Linked DNA regions of Homo sapiens: region 1 is linked to region 2. Evidence: read pairs that join two places in POLR2A ChIA-PET (ENCODE). Cell type or tissue: endothelial cell of umbilical vein. All regions are shown on one strand. Links, peaks and the distances in the headings refer to the core of each region. The heading gives the core; the rest is flanking DNA.

The links. ChIA-PET counts read pairs that join two places held together with the same protein. Peaks named below come from ENCODE experiments on the same cell type or tissue, not always from the same donor. Only the 100,000 strongest peaks of a DNase experiment are listed, where the experiment ranks them.
Region 1: POLR2A ChIA-PET joins it to region 2 with 6 read pairs; 2 of 35 experiments call an interaction of 5 or more read pairs at or near these places.

The regions. Positions count from the first base shown.
Region 1 is chrX:151,917,050-151,921,432 of GRCh38, reverse strand. All of the region lies in intron 1 of MAGEA4 (MAGE family member A4), which reads right to left. Among named protein-coding and RNA genes, the nearest start is that of MAGEA4, 6.4 kb to the right of the region's middle. In endothelial cell of umbilical vein, for the core only: no CTCF peak of the experiment used is centred there; no DNase peak of the experiment used is centred there.
Region 2 is chrX:151,982,518-151,986,900 of GRCh38, reverse strand. No RefSeq gene overlaps it. Among named protein-coding and RNA genes, the nearest start is that of GABRE, 10 kb to the right of the region's middle. RefSeq lists a silencer at 633-852. In endothelial cell of umbilical vein, for the core only: no CTCF peak of the experiment used is centred there; DNase peaks (open chromatin) are centred at 680, 2,390 and 3,430; H3K27ac peaks cover 4,000 bases.

The DNA of each region.
Region 1 (4,383 bases), core at 281-4,280, 66 kb after region 2:
CAGGACTGGCAGCAGGAGCTGCGCTGGATTATTTGGGTTCCTCTATCTTGGGTGGGGGCCTCCTCAGTCCTTCCTCAGAGTCTCACCTTGCCTCGCCACAGAGCTTGGGCCCGCTCCCCTCAGCCGATCTCAACTGGCCCCTCAGGACTATGCCCTTGATTCTCTGACCCCCAAAAAACATCCCAGCACCAAGCCTGGGGTTTCCCTGGATTGATAGCAGAAGGGGAACTGGATTCTGCCTGGTGAGGGTGGAGGGCAAGGAATGGGAAATGGAGCAGCGAAATGGCAGCGGATTTGTGGGAGTGGGGGTTAGACTAGGATCTTGGGGGACCTCAGTTCCCTCTCAGGTTTCTGACTTTGATTCCTGGCAGGGCCTGGGCCATGCCCTCTCCTAACCAGCCCTTCCCTGATCACACCAACCTCTGACTCCAGAGTCCCCTGTGGCTTAAACAAACGCGTTGCGAAGGGGGCGGAGGTGGGGAGCAGCCCAGTCTGAGAAGTCAGCCTCCGCGGGGTAGTCCAGGGCTGGGACCCTCTATCAGGGATAGGGGTTTCCTGAATCCTCCCTCAGAGTCTCACTTTGCCTCTTCACAAAGCCTGGGCCACCTTCCCTCTGCCGATCTCAAGCCACCCTTCAGACCCAGAAACTCACTTCTCTCTAACCCTCAATTCACAAGTCAGTGGCATCACATCCGGCCACCCAGGGCTTGCCTGGATTGAAAGCAGGGGTGGAACCGGATGCTGCGCTGATGGGGATGAAGGTAGGGGTGGGGGAGGGGGGTATGAGGCTGGTTGGGGGGTTGGGGAGGATAGGGGCACAGGTGGGGAATGGGGGTACAGATGGGGTAGGGAGTGCAGATGGGAAAGGGGTAGGGGATAGGAATGGGGGTGGGGGACACTCAGCCCTCTCCTAGGGTCCTGACGTTGATGCCTGGCAGAGCCTACCCCCACCAGTCCTGCACTGATCACACCAAGCTCTGACTCCATAGTCCCCTGCGGCTTCAGCGGCAGTGGGGTGGTGGGCGTCCCAGACTCAGAAGTCCGCCCACGGGTGGCCCAGGACTGGAAGCAGGAGGGGTGCCGGATTATTTGGGGTCGTCTATCTGGGGTGGAGAGGGCCTCCCGACTTCTCCCTCAGCTTCTCACTATGCCACCTCACAGAGCCTGGACCGGCTTCCCTCTGCCAATCCCAAGCTGCCTGTCAGACTGAGAAGCTAGCGTCTCTCTAACCCCCAATGCACAAGTCACTGGCATCACATCCAGGAACCTGGAGCTTCCCTGGGTTGAAAGCAGAAACGGAATGCGATTCAACCTGGATGGGGATAGTGGTGTTGGGGTGGGGGATGAGGACATAAGGGTAGTGGGGGTTTGGGGAGGATAGGGGTGCTGGTGGGGGATAGGGTGTAGATGGGGTTGGGAGTGTGGATGGGAATGGGAAGGGGGATGGGAATGGGGGTGGGGGACCCTCGGCCCTCTCTTACAGTCCTGAGGTTGATGCCTGGCAGAGCCTGCCCTCACCAGTCTTGCACTGATCACCCCAAGCTCTGACTGCAGAGTCCCGTGCGACTTCAGAGGCAGTGGGGTGGTGGGCGCCCCAGACTCAGAAGTCCCCCCACGAGTGGCCCAGGGCTGGGAGCATGAGTGGTTCGGGATTATTTGGGATTGTCTATCTGCGGTGGGGGCCTCCTGAGTCCTCCCTCAGCGTCTCACCTTGACTCCTCACAGGGCCTGGCCCGCTTCCCTCCACCAGTCCCAAGCTGCTGGTCAGACAGAGCAGCTCGCTTTTCTCTAACCCCCAATGCGCAAGTCAGTGGCATCACATTCCGGCACCTGCGGCTTTCTTGGGTTGAAAGCGGAAGCAGAACCCGATTCAGCGTGGATGGGGGTGGGAGGAGTGAGGTCGGTGGAGGGGGCGCGTTTTGGGGGTGGGTTGAAAGCGGAAGCAGAACCTGATTCAGTGTGGATGGGGGTGGGAGAGGTGAGGTTGGTGGAGGGGCCCGGGTTTTGGGGTGGGAGATGGTGGTGTGAGAGAGGTGCGGGGTTGAGGAGGATAGGAGCCTGGTGGGGGATGGGGGCGCGGATGGGTTTGGGAGTGCAAATAGTAATGGGAAAGGGGAGGGGGTGGGGGATGGGAATGGGGGTGGGGTACGCTTAGCCCTCTCTTAGGGTCCTGAGGTTGATGCCTCGTAGAGCCTGCCCTCACTAGTCTTACACTAACCACCCCAAGCTCGGACTCCAGAGTCCCATGTGACTTCAGACGCAGTGGGGTGGAGGGCGCCCCAGACTCAGAAGTCAGCCCACGGGTGGCCCACGGCTGGTAGCAGGAGTGGTGCGGGATTATTTGGGGTCGTCTATCTGGGGTGGGGGCCTCCTGAGTCCTCCCTCAGCGTCTCACCTTGACTCCTCACAGGGCCTGGCCCGCTTCCCTCCACCAATCCCAAGCGGCTGGTCACAGAGCAGCTCGCTTCTCTCTAACCCCGAATGCGCAAGTCAGTGGCATCACATCCGGGCCCCTGGGGCTTTCTTGGGTTGAAAGAGAAACCAGAAATCAGATTCAGCGTGGATGGGGGTGGGAAGGGTGAGGTCGGTGGAGGGGGCGGGTTTTTGGGGGTGGGTTGAAAGCGGAAGCGGAACGTGATTCAGTGTGGATGGGGGTGGGAGGGGTGAGGTTGGTACAAGGGCCCGGGTTGTTGGGGTGGGAGATGGCGGTATGAGAGAGGTGGGGGGTTGAAGAGGAGAGGAGTGCTGGTGGGGGATGGGGCGTGGATGGTTTGGGAGTGCAAATGGTAATGGGAAAGGGGACGTGGTGGGGGATGGGAATAGGGGTGGGGTACGCTTAGCCCTCTCTTAGGGTCCTGAGATTGATGCCCGGCAGAGCCTGGCCTCACTAGTCTTACACTAAACACCCCAAGCTCTGACTCCAGAGTCCCATGCGACTTCAGAGGCAGTGGGGTGGTGGGCGCCCCAAGCTCAGAAGTCCGCCCACAGGTGGCCCACGGCAGGTAGGAGTGGTGCGGGATTATTTGGGGTCGTCTATCTGGGGTGGTGGCCTCCTGAGTCCTCCTCAGCGTCTCACCTTGACTCCTCACAGGGCCTGGCCTGCTTCCTTCCACCAATCCCAAGCTGCTGGTCAGACAGCAGCTCGCTTCTCTCTAACCCCCAATGCGCAAGTCAGTGGCATCACATCCGGGCCCCTGAGGCTTTCTTGGGTTGAAAGCGGAAGCGGAAACACGATTCAGCGTGGATGGGGGTGGGGGGGAGGTCGGTGGAGGGGGCGGGTTTTTGGGAGTGGGTTGAAAGCGGAAGCGGAACCCGATTCAGCGTGGATGGGGGTGGGAGGGGTGAGGTTGGTGGAGGGGCCCCGGTTTTTGGGGTGGCAGATGGCGGTATGACAGAGGTGGGGGGTCGAGGAGGAGTGCTGGTGGGGGATGGGGGCGGGGATGGGTTTAGGAGTGCAAATGGTAATGGGAAAGGGGACGTGGTGGGGGATGGGAATAGGGGTGGGGTACGCTTAGCCCTCTCTTAGGGTCCTGAGATTGATGCCCGGCAGAGCCTGGCCTCACTAGTCTTACACTAAACACCCCAAGCTCTGACTCCAGAGTCCCCTGCGACTTCAGAGGCAGTGGGGTGGTGGGCGCCCCAAGCTCAGAAGTCCGCCCACAGGTGGCCCACGGCTGGTAGGAGTGGTGCGGGATTATTTGGGGTCTTCTATCTGGGGTGGTGGCCTCCTGAGTCCTCCTCAGCGTCTCACCTTGACTCCTCACAGGGCCTGGCCTGCTTCCTTCCACCAATCCCAAGCTGCTGGTCAGACAGCAGCTCGCTTCTCTCTAACCCCCAATGCGCAAGTCAGTGGCATCACATCCGGGCCCCTGAGGCTTTCTTGGGTTGAAAGCGGAAGCGGAAACACGATTCAGCGTGGATGGGGGTGGGGGGGAGGTCGGTGGAGGGGGCGGGTTTTTGGGAGTGGGTTGAAAGCGGAAGCGGAACCCGATTCAGCGTGGATGGGGGTGGGAGGGGTGAGGTTGGTGGAGGGGCCCCGGTTTTTGGGGTGGCAGATGGCGGTATGACAGAGGTGGGGGGTCGAGGAGGAGTGCTGGTGGGGGATGGGGGCGCGGATGGGTTTAGGAGTGCAAATGGTAATGGGAAAGGGGACGTGATGGGGGATGGGAATAGGGGTGGGGTACGCTTAGCCCTCTCTTACGGTCCTGAGATTGATGCCTGGCAGAGCCTGGCCTCACTAGTCTTACACTAAACACCCTAAGCTCTGACTCCAGAGTCCTCTGCGACTTCAGAGGCAGTGGGGTGGTGGGCGCCCCAGACTCAGAAGTCCGCCCACAGGTGGCCCACGGCTGGTAGCAGGAGTGGTGCGGGATTATTTGGGGT
Region 2 (4,383 bases), core at 179-4,178:
CAAAAAGCACATCCATCTAGGCCATTTTCCATAGGAATAAAGTGACTTTGTCTAAGTGGCAACCAAGACAACTGCTGTCATGGCCAAGGACAGGAAGCGAAGTTTACAATAAGAACCAGGAGTCATTAGGAACAGGTTACATATGTCTGGTGTGCTTCCTTTCCCTAGGGTAGAAAAATAAGCCTTATCTGGGAGATGAGTTTCCCTCATAATATGGTTTAAATAATACTTTTCAAGAGCATTGATGCTAAAAGTGGTGAACTTCCTTTCAGTACTCTTGTGTAGATCCCTCACTCCCCAGGCTGGAAAATGTGATACAAGAAGTATGGTTGTCCTCAGTGCAGTTCTCCTGCTCACTGCTTCCTGCTGAGGACTCAAAGAAATGGCATCTCGTTTCCCTGAAGGCAGAAACCAGAGCTTGCATTGTCTTCCTTGGTACCCTCTTTCCTCCAACTCACCCCGATTTGGCTGATGTTTGCCTTATAGACTTTTTTGTACTGCCTCTCCACAAGGGCCACCTAGAGAACAGCTCTCCAGTCTGCAAAGCCCTCATTTCTGTTGAAGATGCCCTGTGAACTTTCACTGGGTCTTGTTTGCCAATCAGGCAAATCGCAGCCATTCTTCAGTGACCTACTGTTAAGAAAACAGGCCTGAGAGGGGATGAGGAAACGTGGCTGAATCCCTGTGACACAGCAGGCAGCCTAGACCCTGGACAGAGTCCAAAACCAAACCAGGGAGGCCCAGGGTGGATCCAGTGAGTCAACAATCTAGGGACATGGCCAAGGTTCAGAACTACAAGGCACAATGTACAGAACCGTGATCCAAACTGCAAGCCAGAACCCAGTGACTCCAGCAGGAGCAAAGGGAGGAGAAGGCTGGGGTAGGTGTGGGAGGAGAGCTGGGAAAGGCAAAGTTGCAGCATCCCCAGGGTCAAGAGACTAGGCAAGGTCCAAAGGCAAGTGGAATAATAACTTTGTCCCATCAATCAGAATTCTGCAGGCCCAGCTGCAGGCAGCTTACGTCTACTTTCACGAAAGCTCTAGGACTCCATCCTCTGCCCAGCTCTCTTCTGGCTCTTCATAAGCTTTCCCAGGGACCTCAGCAATTGCCACAGCTTCTATCATGATCTTGCTGCGGCTGACATTGCTATCTGAAGAACAAGGGGAAGCATGTGGCACTCAGCATTGAGGGACCTGCATTCTAGCCCCAGCTCTGTTCCTTTCTGACTGTGTAATCTTAGGCAAGTCATCTACTTTCTCTGAGACACAGTTATTTCAGCTGGGAAGCGGGAAAGATAATGTCTACCTCACAGAGTTTGGGTGAGAGCTAAATAAAATCATGAAGATAGAGCTGCTCTGTAAATCACATAGTTCTGTACAATACTATTCCTAATATTAACAAGTCAATCTATAACCTAAATATCTGTCCTACGCTCCAGCCTGATATATTCAACCGCCTCCTGGAAACTTCCACTTGGACTCAGAGTCAACATATCCCAAATTTTCAAAACCCCCATCTTCTAGTACATGGCTTCCTGTCTTCTCTGTGCAGCCCATTTCAGCGAAGGGCATCAGAGACAATCAGAGTGTCGGGGTATGGAACCTGAAACCTAATGGACTCCGTCAGTGGAACCTTCCTTTCCCAGCTTACATACAATCTGCCAACAACTACCAGGTTGGAATGAATATCTGACAGACTTTCGGCCCTTTTTCTCCTTCCCCTCTGCCCTGACCTCAGTCAAATTCTCAATATTTCTGTCCCAGAATGTTGCAACACAGTCTTAAGAGACCTAGCTACTTCTGGTCACACACCCATTTCCTCAAATCCAGACTTGCCATCACAGCCAGGTTAACCTTACAAAACACAAATCTGACTAAACTGCTTTCCTTAAATCCTTGAAAGCCCCCTTGTACACCTAAAGGAGAAAACGTATGCCAGTTTCACTTCTCACTCTATCCCTTAAAGTATCCACTGTTCTCACCTCTCCCGATGAGAAACATCCTGAACAGACCAAGTCCTGGCCAACGTCTTTGGCTTTTTTCCATTCTGATATACAAGGAGCCATATCATGGAATCGGATTCTTCCTAGAGTTAGGGAAGCCTATTTGACATCAAGAGTGCCCTGAGACAGCTTTCTTCTGCTTCCAGTGATTTTTTTTTTTTTCCCCAAACACAGCCTCATACAGAAAGCAACTGCTGACTTGGGAATACCCACAGTTCTAAGGCAGCACAGGCAGCTAACAGAACCGTGTTAGCTGTCATATGATGTTAGATTTAGTTCTTGTTCTAGTTCAAGTTCTGCCACTAAAGAAAAGAGCCAACTCCATTGTGATGTCTGTGAGATGGTCTTCGATAACATGTCAAGCTGCTGAATTAAGCAACCCAGCAGCCCACACACGAATGGACTTCCTGTTACAAATGTTTTTGTTGTCTGAGTCAGTCTGAGTAAGGGTTTCCATTATTTGCAGCTAAAAGTACTGTAAATTATCTAACACAATAGGTGACTTAAGCAATAACACAGCCTAAGTATGCAAGGGAGTTTCTCACACCAAACAAACAAAAACAGAAACTGAGGTTCAGAAAAAGAAAAATGATTTTGCCAAGAACATACTGAAAATTCGATGGTTAATTGCATAAAATATAACAATACTAATAACTATTTCTAGTCTGGATTATCAGGTGAATAAGCCCTGTTCTCTTCTAGTTTTGCTGTTAAGCTGCTGTGGACTGGAAAACCAGGTTTCTGCAAGACAGGTAGATCTGTTTGTAAACTAAGTGTAAACAGACTCTGAGTGAAGTTCCAAAAGCTTGTCTATGAAGAAATGGCAGGAGCTTTAGCATTGATTTTGGGACATTGAGATAAGTATGATGTCTCTATATACTTGGCTAATCTTTGGTCTATATCACATCAGAACTATTAGGACAATGTGTCAATTAGTTATTTTTCTTGTGAAAATAAATAATGAATGTCACAGAGTGGATGCCTCTATGTGTGTGTGGGGGGGCTCAAACTATGCCTGCCTGAGTGCACATAGCACAAGAGTAGTAGGGACAGGCTCTCTAATCTCAAGTTTAACTGTTTTGTCCTGGCCAACTTGGACTTGAAAAGTAAGGGATGATCTGATTGACTCCTCTACCTTCTCTCAGAAAATTCTTCACTTACCATGTCAAACGACTATTTTGCTGTGGAGCTTATTGAAAAGTGACACATGCTGCCCTGTGGAGGTAGTGAGCTCCTCATCTCTGGCTCAAACTGAGTTTGAATGCCCTACTTGTGAGGAAGACTTCTATTCCAGGAAAAAGTTAAGGCTGATGTCATCAAGTCTTTTATAGTCTCTTTCCAATCCTGATTTCTCTTACAGCCCTTTTAGAGGGAGAAAAATATTCTCTGTTGTTGTTCCTGTCAAAGTTGCCCATAGAAACAGGCAGTATCAAAGTGATCTAGCTCACCACTGAGCCCTTTCTATGTCATACAAGAGCACCAGCAATAAAAATGCTGGAACTGAGGCCCAACCAGTGATATCACTGATGATGCATCAGGAAAGACAGAACACCTGCTCTTTACAAAGACCTTTTTACACTTACTTCCCTGATGAGTTCACTTCCCAATCTGTTGGAGCAAATCCCTTTTGTAAGACAGGCTGCTACACACCATAAATTTGATGGCAGCTCTTCCATCCAAGGAGCCTCTTGGGGCACTTGACCAATCTCAACATTCCCAATTGTTCTAACTGATTGGCAAGCATTATGAACTCAACAATTGGTTTTCCACAGCTTTGGGAGGAGAAATGTCTTTCATTAATAGGCTACATTTCACCAGATTGCCAGGGAAAAGGTGATACTACTGGAAATGTCAGAAAGAGATTCCCTCTTTTCCTCCCTAACCTACAGCAGGGCAAGCAAGCATGGCTGGTAAGGGAGGGTAAGAAAAACACAAAGACTCTTGGCCAGGCGCGTTGGCTCACGCCTGTAATCCCAGCACTTTGGGGGCCGAGGCTGGCAGACCATGAGGTCAGGAGATCGAGACCATCCTGGCTACACAGTGAAACCCCGTCTCTACTAAAAATACAAAAAAATAGCCAGGCGTGGTGGCACGTGCCTGTAGTCCCAGCTACTTGAGAGGCTGAGGCAGGAGAATTGCTTGAACCTGGGAGGTGGAGGTTGCAGTGAGCCAAGATCATGCCACTGCACTCCAGCCTGGGCGACAGAGCAAGACTCTGTCTCAAAAAAAAAAAAAAAAAAAAAAAAAAAAGACTCTTCAGTGTAGCTGCTTGGCTTCATCTTCACCAGGAAGCTTCCTGGCTCCAAACCATTGCTGAAACATCTATTTGTTCCCTTGAGACCTTCTGGGAAAGTCTTTCTTAGGGTTGGGGTAAGGAAATA